Linked DNA regions of Homo sapiens: region 2 is linked to region 1. Evidence: read pairs that join two places in POLR2A ChIA-PET (ENCODE). Cell type or tissue: MCF 10A. All regions are shown on one strand. Each heading gives the region's core, and the rest is flanking DNA. Links, peaks and the distances in the headings are about the cores only. Region 1 overlaps UST (uronyl 2-sulfotransferase). Region 2 has its middle 150 kb from the start of UST.

Region 1 (4,396 bases), core at 128-4,127:
CCACAGCGGGTAAGGACAGCCACAGCTATGGCTGCAGCCCAGGAGGGTGGGCTCGGCCTTGCAGAAGAGGGCAATGGGCTGAGCTGCTGTGACCACCATGAGGATGGAAAACAGAGGGAAGAGAGGGGTGATACGCTCAACCAATGCAATCTGGATTCCGGATGGGATGGAGGGGGGTGGGCCTTGGTCGTCATCAGAGATGACCAGAGCTCTGGCTCAAGACCCCACTCCCTACCATGTAATGGCTTTATAACCCTCGGCAAGTTGCCCCAGGCCTGGAGTTTCAATTCTTAAATCAACACAATGTCAGTGATGATGGCTTACTTACAGGTGCCCTGGACAGACCCTGCGAGCCTTAGGACTCAGATCTGTGAGCCTCCAACCATGTTCCTGCCAGGCCCCACACTGATGCAGGGATTGTCACAGGACTGCACCCCACACCAGAGTGCCCTGCCTGACGTGGCCTGGGAGGAGGGGTCAGGGGCTGAAAGGGAGGCCATGCTCCATTCACAAGCCATGGTGCCAGTGTTCGCCTCAGGAAGGGCACCGTTGTAGAATTAGTCCCAAGGAGTGCCTTTTTCTGTCACCCACAAGGCCCTAGTATGTCTGCCTGGGCCCTGGATCCTCACTCAGGACTTTCAGTCCTTTAGTCAAATCACTTGATATAAAAGAAAATAAGACCAAGAAAAAAATCTCTAATAGGCAAAATCTCCACATCTTGCTTCTGAAATTCTTGTTTAAAACAGAAAACAAAGAAGCTTAACAACCCTTTCTGAGTGGCCTTGGAAAAAAATTTGGAACTAGGGCTCTGTACTCCAGGAAATCCTTATGGGAAAGGAGGCTATACCTCTATTCTTATAGCTAAGGTGAAGGTTAAAATTTCAGTTTATCATTACAATTATTGTATTATTTTTATTTTTTACTTTTCAATTTTGTTGATATGTAACTACCACTATGCATTGCTTAAGAATGGGGACACATTCTGAGAAATGCATTGTTAGGGCATTTCATCATTGTACAAACACCAAAGCGTGAACCTGCATAAACCTAGATGGTACAGCCTACTCTACACCTAGGCTAGATGGTATAGCCTATTGCTCCTAGGCTACAGACCTGGACAGCATGTGACTGTACAGAATATATTGCAGGCAACTGTAACAGAATAGTATGTACTTGTGTATCTAAATATACCTAGGCCAGGTGTGGTGGCTCATGCCTGTAATCCCAACACTTTGGGATTACGGAGGCCGAGGCAGGTAGATCACCTAAGGTCAGGAGTTCGAGACCAGCCTGGACAACATGGTGAAACCCCATCTCTATTTAAAAGGTACAAAAAGTAGCTGGGTGTGGTGGCAGGTGCCCATAATCCCAGCTACTCGGGAGGCTGAGGCAGGAGAGTCACTGGAACCCGGGATGCGTAGGTTGCAGTGAGCTGAGATTGTGTCATTGCACTCCAGCCTGGGTGACAGAGCGAGACTCCGTCTCAAAAAACAAAAAAATTAACATGGAAAGGTACAGTAAAAATAGAGTATTATAATCTTATGAGACCACCATCAGAATAAGCATCTATCCTTTACCAAAGCATCATTATGTGGCACATGACTATACAATAAAAGTCAATTAAAATATTCACACTGTGCTTTAGCAAAACGAATCTTTTATGTGTGTTTGGCTTCACCTTTGTTTGATTTGGTATTATCTGAGAGAAACTGAAAATTGCATAATTCAATTAAATCTTATTTACTTATTCAGAGTCATCCATCAGGCTTGCTTATGTAGAACACAACTGAAAATAAGAGCTAATGGCCTAACGTCTAAAAGAGGTAAAGAGATAAAGATGAGGCACGCTGTTCCCTTATTCATTAAGAGCAGTCGGTTTTAAGTGCGGTAAGTGAGCCGGCACACCAGGAAAAAACGGCTCCTGTCTCCAGGAGAGGAAACATCCAGCAAGCACTTGGAGCTCCAGTGAGGGCCATTCCTGCTGTTTTACAAATTCCAACACGTTCTGTATTTGCTCCCTGAATTTACTGCCTGTTAGAATCAGCAGGTTAGTGGGATGGAGAGCTGCTACGACCAGCCACTTGAGAGCAGGGACAAGGCCAAGGGACCACACAGGAGATGCAAACCTACAACAGACCCAAGAGTGCACCCAGCAGGACAGACCAAGGCCAGGTAAGGGCAGGACAGCGGGTCCCACCCATCATGACGGATCCAGAGGAGATGACTGTATCACAGCCAGATTCCAGAAACAATGTCTTACGAGATTCAAACGATGACTAATAGTTCCACTGGAGAAGAAAACCATGTGTAATATGTTTTAAAGAGATTTCCAACAAATGGTTAAAGAAAAAAGGGGAGGGTATGATGGTTAAAGCTCTAAACTTTCACTTTCTAGAAAACACCATTATCTGGAGCTCTTCATTCCATGCTATTCCAGATAAGTAAGGCCTTACAGTATGTTTTACTACAATTATCTCTCTTTACCTCTTTTCAAAATGCCCAACTCCAGCTGCTGTATCTCATTAAACTTTAAGTTTCACTTCAAAACTCACCACGTGCAGAAAAGAATGAGATGATTCTGCACAAAACTGGTCATCACAATAAAACAGCTTTATTTCCAAGTCCCTGAAAGGCTCAGTTGCGTCATTGACCACACTCCCACCCTCAAAAATCCACCGCAAACACTTCTGCTGAGAAGAGGATTGAACACATAGGAAAATGTAAGCTAATGGTCATATTTTTAAAAATCTTGGAAGAAGATCCACTAAGGGCCTGAATGAGAACCAGAAAGTGCTCCTCTTCTGGAAACCAGGACTGGAGGTCTGAAGCAAAAGCCAGAATTTCTCTAACACAGAACAACACCAGGCTGGTATTTAAAGAGATCTTTCTTGTCTATTTTTTTTCCTTCAGAGGAGGCAAATTTGCCCTATTAATTCAGCCAAAATAAATAAGGACAATTCTCTGGAATTCACATGTCCTTTAAAAAATGCAGAAAATAAAGTGTAAGTAATAAAATTTCAGCTCATAATTCCTCCAAGTTATAAAACAATAGCAATAACAATCAAATATATACGTCCTGTTCTCCTAGAACAAGGTATAAAATTCATATTTTACCAGGCCGGGCGCAGTGGCTCACACCCGTAATCCCAGCACTTTGGGAGGCTGAGGCGGGCAGATTTCCTGAGGTCAGGAGTTCGAGATCAGCCTGACCAACATGGTGAAACCCCATCTCTACTAAAAATTTCAAAAAAAATTAGCTGGGCATGGAGGCGTGTGCCTGTGATCCCAGCTACTCGGGAGGCTGAGGCAGGAGAATTGCTTGAATCCAGGAAGCAGAGGTTGCAGTGAGCCAAGATCGTGCCACTGCACTCCAGCCTGGGGGATAGAGTGAGACTCTCTCCCCGCCCCAAAAAAAAAAAAATTTAATTAAAAAAAGAGTTACAATCAACTAAAACCAACACAGTTTTCAGGGATGTATGTGTGTATGCACACCCACATGCACACACATACACATACACAGAGGTAGTTTCACAGTGACTGCTGAAGTTTAAATTTCAGGAGCCCTTACTTTTATGAGCTCCTTTCCAAGTCTGAGGGGTGGCTCTAACAATAAACGCACATGCTCACGTTTTTTTTGCAAAATCTGCAAAAGGAAACTGCCATTGGTAAAGACCACCACCTCGCTCCATCCTAACTTCCCCTTCTCCACACAACCTCTCACGCTGGGCGACACTGCACTGGAGTGGGCATTTTTTTTTAACTGACAATGTTTTATTCTTTGTCCTAAAGGAAGCTGTCAAATTCACATAATATTCAAGCCCTGCAAAACTTGGCAGAGAACAATAAATACAAGACCAAGAATACTAGTTACCTCAGGTAGAGGGCGGGCCTAGGAGGGACGGAGAGGATAGCATATGTATGTTTAAGATATTCTCAATATTGGGAAACCCTTGTTAGAGGTGAGATCATTATGAAGTCAAGGAGGAATTAACAAGCTTTTCTTTCATGCACTCTTTTTTTTTTCTTTGAGATGAAGTCTCACTCTGTCAGACTCCAGGCTGGAGTGTAGTGGCGTAATCTCGGCTGACTGCAACCCCCGCATCCCAGGTTCAAGTGATTCTCCTGCCCCAGCCTCCCCAGTAGCTGGGATTACAGGCGCCTGCCACCATGCCTGGCTAATTTTGTATTTTTAGTAAAGACGGGGTTTCACCATGTTGGTCAGGCTGGTTTCGAACTCCTGACCTCAGGTGATCCGCCCACCTTGGCCTCCCGAAGTGCTAGGATTACAGGCGTGAGCCACCGCACCTGACCTCATGCACTCATTTTTCTCTGAAATTCACAAATCCTCTAAAAAATGCTGAAAAGAAAGTCTGAGTAACAAATTTTTCAGCTTGTA
Region 2 (4,396 bases), core at 276-4,275, 180 kb after region 1:
CCCTCCCCTAGTCCCCCACCCCATGACAGGCCCCGGTGTGTGATGTTCTCTTCCCTGTGTCCATGTGTTCTCATGGTTCAACTCCCACTTATGAGTGAGAACATGCAGTGTTTGGTTTTCTGTTCCTGTGTTAGTTTGCTGAGAATGATGGTTTCCACTTCATCCATGTCCCTGACTGTTTTAACTGACTGTTACAGGGACTGTTTGCCTTCATGGACCACTTGCTAGAGATAACAGTCTAACTTCCTACAAATCTGACTTGTAGAAAAATGGCTGGTTTCCTGGGCTGGTTACTGTAGATAATGAATTGGTTTCTGGGGCTGGTTACTCCAAGTTGTGGGTCAGAGTTCTATCTTTGTATATGGTCTGGCCATTGTCTGTATATTCAGTCTGTTGGGTTTCTATGACCTTATCCTGAATGTAAGCCCTAAGTCATCATCAGATATCTCAATCTCTTCTCCAGTTCTATCACTTTAATCTTCATAAGGAAAATTACTGGGGCTCTTTTAGTCTGTCTCCATCTAAATGCCTGTGTCCTGGGGAGCACCCTGCCCTGTCCTCTGGGGGATGTCTTTCTCCTCTTTCCTGTATGGGATCTCTTCATTCCTACTCTCCATGCCTTCCTGTATCTTGGTTCATTCTCCTATTTTGGTGGTACATATTAACTTCTCGAGAAAAATTGCATGAGTGGTAAAACTGTGGGGAGTTTGCACTCCCAAAACTCACCTTAGCCAAGCTTTGCTTATAAATAATATGGATAGGTAGAAATTCTTTTAGAAAATGTTTTTCTTCAGAAGATTTTCCTTCAGAATTTTAGGCATTGCTCCATTGCTTTTTTTTTTTTTAACCTTCAAATGCTGCTGTCTTTTTATTTTTTTTTTGAGATGGAGTCTCGCTCTGTCACCAGGCTGGAGTGCAGTGGCGTGATCTCAGCTCACTGCAGCCTCCGCCTCCCGGATGCAAGCAATTCTCCTGCCTCAGCCTTCTGAGTAGCTGCCTCAGCCTTCCAAGTAGCTAGGACTACAGGTGTGTGTGCCAGCATACCCTGCTAATTTTTGTATTTTTAGTAGAAATGGGGTTTCACCATCTTGGCTAGGATGGTCTCGATCTCCTGACCTTGTGATTCGCCCGCCTTGGCCTCCCAAAATGCTGGGATTACAGGCGTGGGCCATCGCGTGGGCCCTGACTTTCCTTTTCTTAGAGCACCTAGTTTAGAAAACTTGCAATTGTAAATTCTTTCTCTGCCCCCTTTGAGATGTAAATCTTCTCCCAGCTCCTTGCCAGTTTTACAGCCCAGGAATGTCTTTCTCAAGGACCTGTGAACCATCCCTTTGAAATGTAATCACTGAGAAAGATGGCCCTCTCTGTGGATGGGTAGGAGCCTGGCTTTGATAAACACAGGCTAGCAAACACAGATGCCCAATCACATTGACCCACCTCTCTCCACCCTCTAGTACTTTTCCACTGGCTGATTCCAGAGTTTGAAAACTCTCCCACCGTTTGTTTTTGTGGAATTGAGTTCAATCTCTTTCCCCTATTGCAACAATCTTGAATAAAGTCTTCCTTGACTGTTTAACTCTGGCTGGTGCAATTTTTCTTTTATGATATGTTTACATTTTTTGTTTTAAAAATTATTTGGATCAGTAACTAATAAAAGCAAATATTTTTTCTGAAAAGAGATCACATTTTTGACACATCATCTAACTTAGTAAATGTTTCTTGAGCAGTTGTATTGTAATTGCATTATGCCAGGCATTGAAGACACAAAAATAAGCAATAAATTCAGAAAAAGGACAACTACTTCCCAAAACATCTCCTTACATCATTGAATTTGATTTGTTTACTTATAACTGAGACAAAGACTAGCTTTGAGACTTCAGACAAATCCAGACCCCTCACTGTACCTCTGTCCTGTTCTCAAAAAACAATATTGGACTACGTGTTTTCTAAATTTCCTGTTTGACTCCTGGATTCTGAGAAAGTTTTGAAATAACTCAACAACTGGTTTTTGGCAATAAAATTGCTAAAATAATTTAAAATTTTTTACTTTAAACAATTTTAAAAATGTTAATAGCTTATTTAAAATTTTGGTAGAATTAGATAAGAATAATACGGAATTAAACTAAGCATAGCTGAATACTCTGAGAGGTATTTACAAATCAATACTGGAGCCTTATCTGAAATCCTACCAATTTATTTTTCATTGTAGGATGTAGTTTCAAGGTCCAAAAATGTATCTCTGGAGAATATTACATTTTGGAGCCTGCTAAAAGTTTTTCTATAAATATTCCACCAAATGAAAGAAAACAAGCCATCAGCAATCACTCTGACAGATTTATCCAGCGGCTCAGAATGCTGGACTCTAGTCCCAACCCTTGACAAGTTATGAAGGCAGCAGAGTCATCATTCAAATGGATTTAAGTGCCCATTGTGTGTAAAGACCTTCCTTACCTCTCAAGGCCAACAAGCTAAGATGGATAACTGGAGTCTTTTAGCCTTAAAGGGTGTTTGGCATAGCAAAATACAAACATAGAAAAGATAGCTTCACTCCAACTCCTGGCTGAGCTTATCCCAACAGTGTTAGTGAGGCTTTGGAGAACTAGAAGTAATCTGCAGGCTTAAATTCGTTTTTCAGTCTCTTCCCACTTACTATTCGTGTGACCATGGGAAGGCTTACTTAACCCCTTTGAGTCTCATGGAGTTGTTGAAAGAACGAAATGACATAGATTATATGACATGCTTAGCACAGTGCCTGGGATATAAAATGTGTTCCAAAAGTGTTAGCTGAAATTATTAATATTAAGTAAGAGCCAATATGAGAGAGAGCAATAATATTAAAGGTGGGAGTTTAGTTCACTGTGTATTTATTGTAGGGAATCAGAATATGCCACCCCAAAATATGCCATTGGCATAAGGATTATTTTGAGCTGAAGACACTTGAAAAACAGCAGATGCAGGAAGAGCTTTCTGACCTTCCCCTTTCTATCTAAAAGTAGGACATAAAATTTCCCATGAGAAAGGTGCCCTTCCTGTACCAGGAAGAGCAGAATAACTCTTAGTAATCAGATTCTTATCAGCCCAGAGATGAAATCTACATAACAAACCTTAGGAAAACAACTTGTCTTTCCCCTTATATTTACCTTCCCACCCCTGAAAGCCTAAGCCCCTTTTCCTTGTCACTTCTCTACAACTTTATCATTCTTTGTTAACATGCTCTATAAGCTCCAAGTTCTAATCGCCCCTTTGAGAGACCAATCACCAGATTTCTCTTGAATGTATTCATGCTGCATGTGTGAATAAACTGTGTTTTTCTCTTATTCATCTGTCTTTTTTCAGTTTAATTTCCAGTATCCCAGCCATAGAAGCTAAGTGAGGAAAGGAAGAGTTTTTTTAATCTCCCCTACATATGTGTGTATGTGATAACTCTGTCTATTACTAGATGAGGGTTAGTGGGCATGGGAGTGTAATTAAGTACTCTATTTTTACTTTTTTTTTTCCTTTTCTTTCTGTGGCCCTTTGTATTAACTTTTTACTAATGAAATAGTAACCTTTACTCTCCTTCTTTCCACTAGGCACTTCCTTGCATTGCTGGTTTATCTAATTATGTTTGCTTAGAAGTTCTGGAGACTGAATCTTCAGACAATCCAGGTGCCTATGGAATTCTCCTTGACTAGGAGATTACTTTAAGGCTGCAGCTAATTTACAACCCTGTCAAACCCAAGATGGTGCCAGCCCATTCACCAGATGAGACAATAACTCAGGATAAGTCATTGGAACAAGTCACATAGTCCTGCACTGCATGCCCTCCATACCAAATTTCTCTTTCTTAAACCTTAGCATTTTGCCTGGGAATTTCCAAGTAGTTTTGTTAAGGCGTGTTAAAGCAAACTAAATAGGGCCTGAGAAGGACTCCATACTTGTATATTTGAGTCCTTGTGGATGAACTGTCACCTAGCTTAATAAGCAGACAAGACTGAAAACCTAATTTAGGAGTATGTGCCTGTAACAATAGCTGAGTCTTGGCCCATCCCAACAGCCATACTTCAATCACTCGTAGACTGCTAAGTGTTCAAATTGTGTTCAAATAAGGCAAACATCAACCTGTAACCAATCCAGCTGTTCTATACATCACTTCCGATTTTTATACATCACTTCCCTTTCTTTGTCTCTAAATTTGTTCCTACCATGAGGCATCCCTGGAGTCTCTCTAAACCTGCTGTGATTCTGGGGGCTGCCTGACTCATGAATTGTTCATTGCTCAATTAAACTCCTTTAAATTTAATTCAGCTGAAGTTTTTCTTTTAACAGACAGGAGACTGAACCATTTCCACACTGCTGGCTTCAGAAAATAAAGTCGCTTTCCTTCCACAGCACCCCATCCTTGTTATGGTTTTGC

The links. Peaks named below come from ENCODE experiments on the same cell type or tissue, not always from the same donor. Only the 100,000 strongest peaks of a DNase experiment are listed, where the experiment ranks them.
Region 2: POLR2A ChIA-PET joins it to region 1 with 5 read pairs; 2 of 35 experiments call an interaction of 5 or more read pairs at or near these places.

Annotation. Positions count from the first base shown.
Region 1 is chr6:148,774,652-148,779,047 of GRCh38, reverse strand. All of the region lies in intron 1 of UST (uronyl 2-sulfotransferase), which reads right to left. Among named protein-coding and RNA genes, the nearest start is that of UST, 30 kb to the right of the region's middle. In MCF 10A, for the core only: no CTCF peak of the experiment used is centred there; a DNase peak (open chromatin) is centred at 2,237.
Region 2 is chr6:148,597,101-148,601,496 of GRCh38, reverse strand. No RefSeq gene overlaps it. Among named protein-coding and RNA genes, the nearest start is that of UST, 150 kb to the left of the region's middle. RefSeq lists enhancers at 1,210-1,504, 1,109-1,697. In MCF 10A, for the core only: no CTCF peak of the experiment used is centred there; no DNase peak of the experiment used is centred there.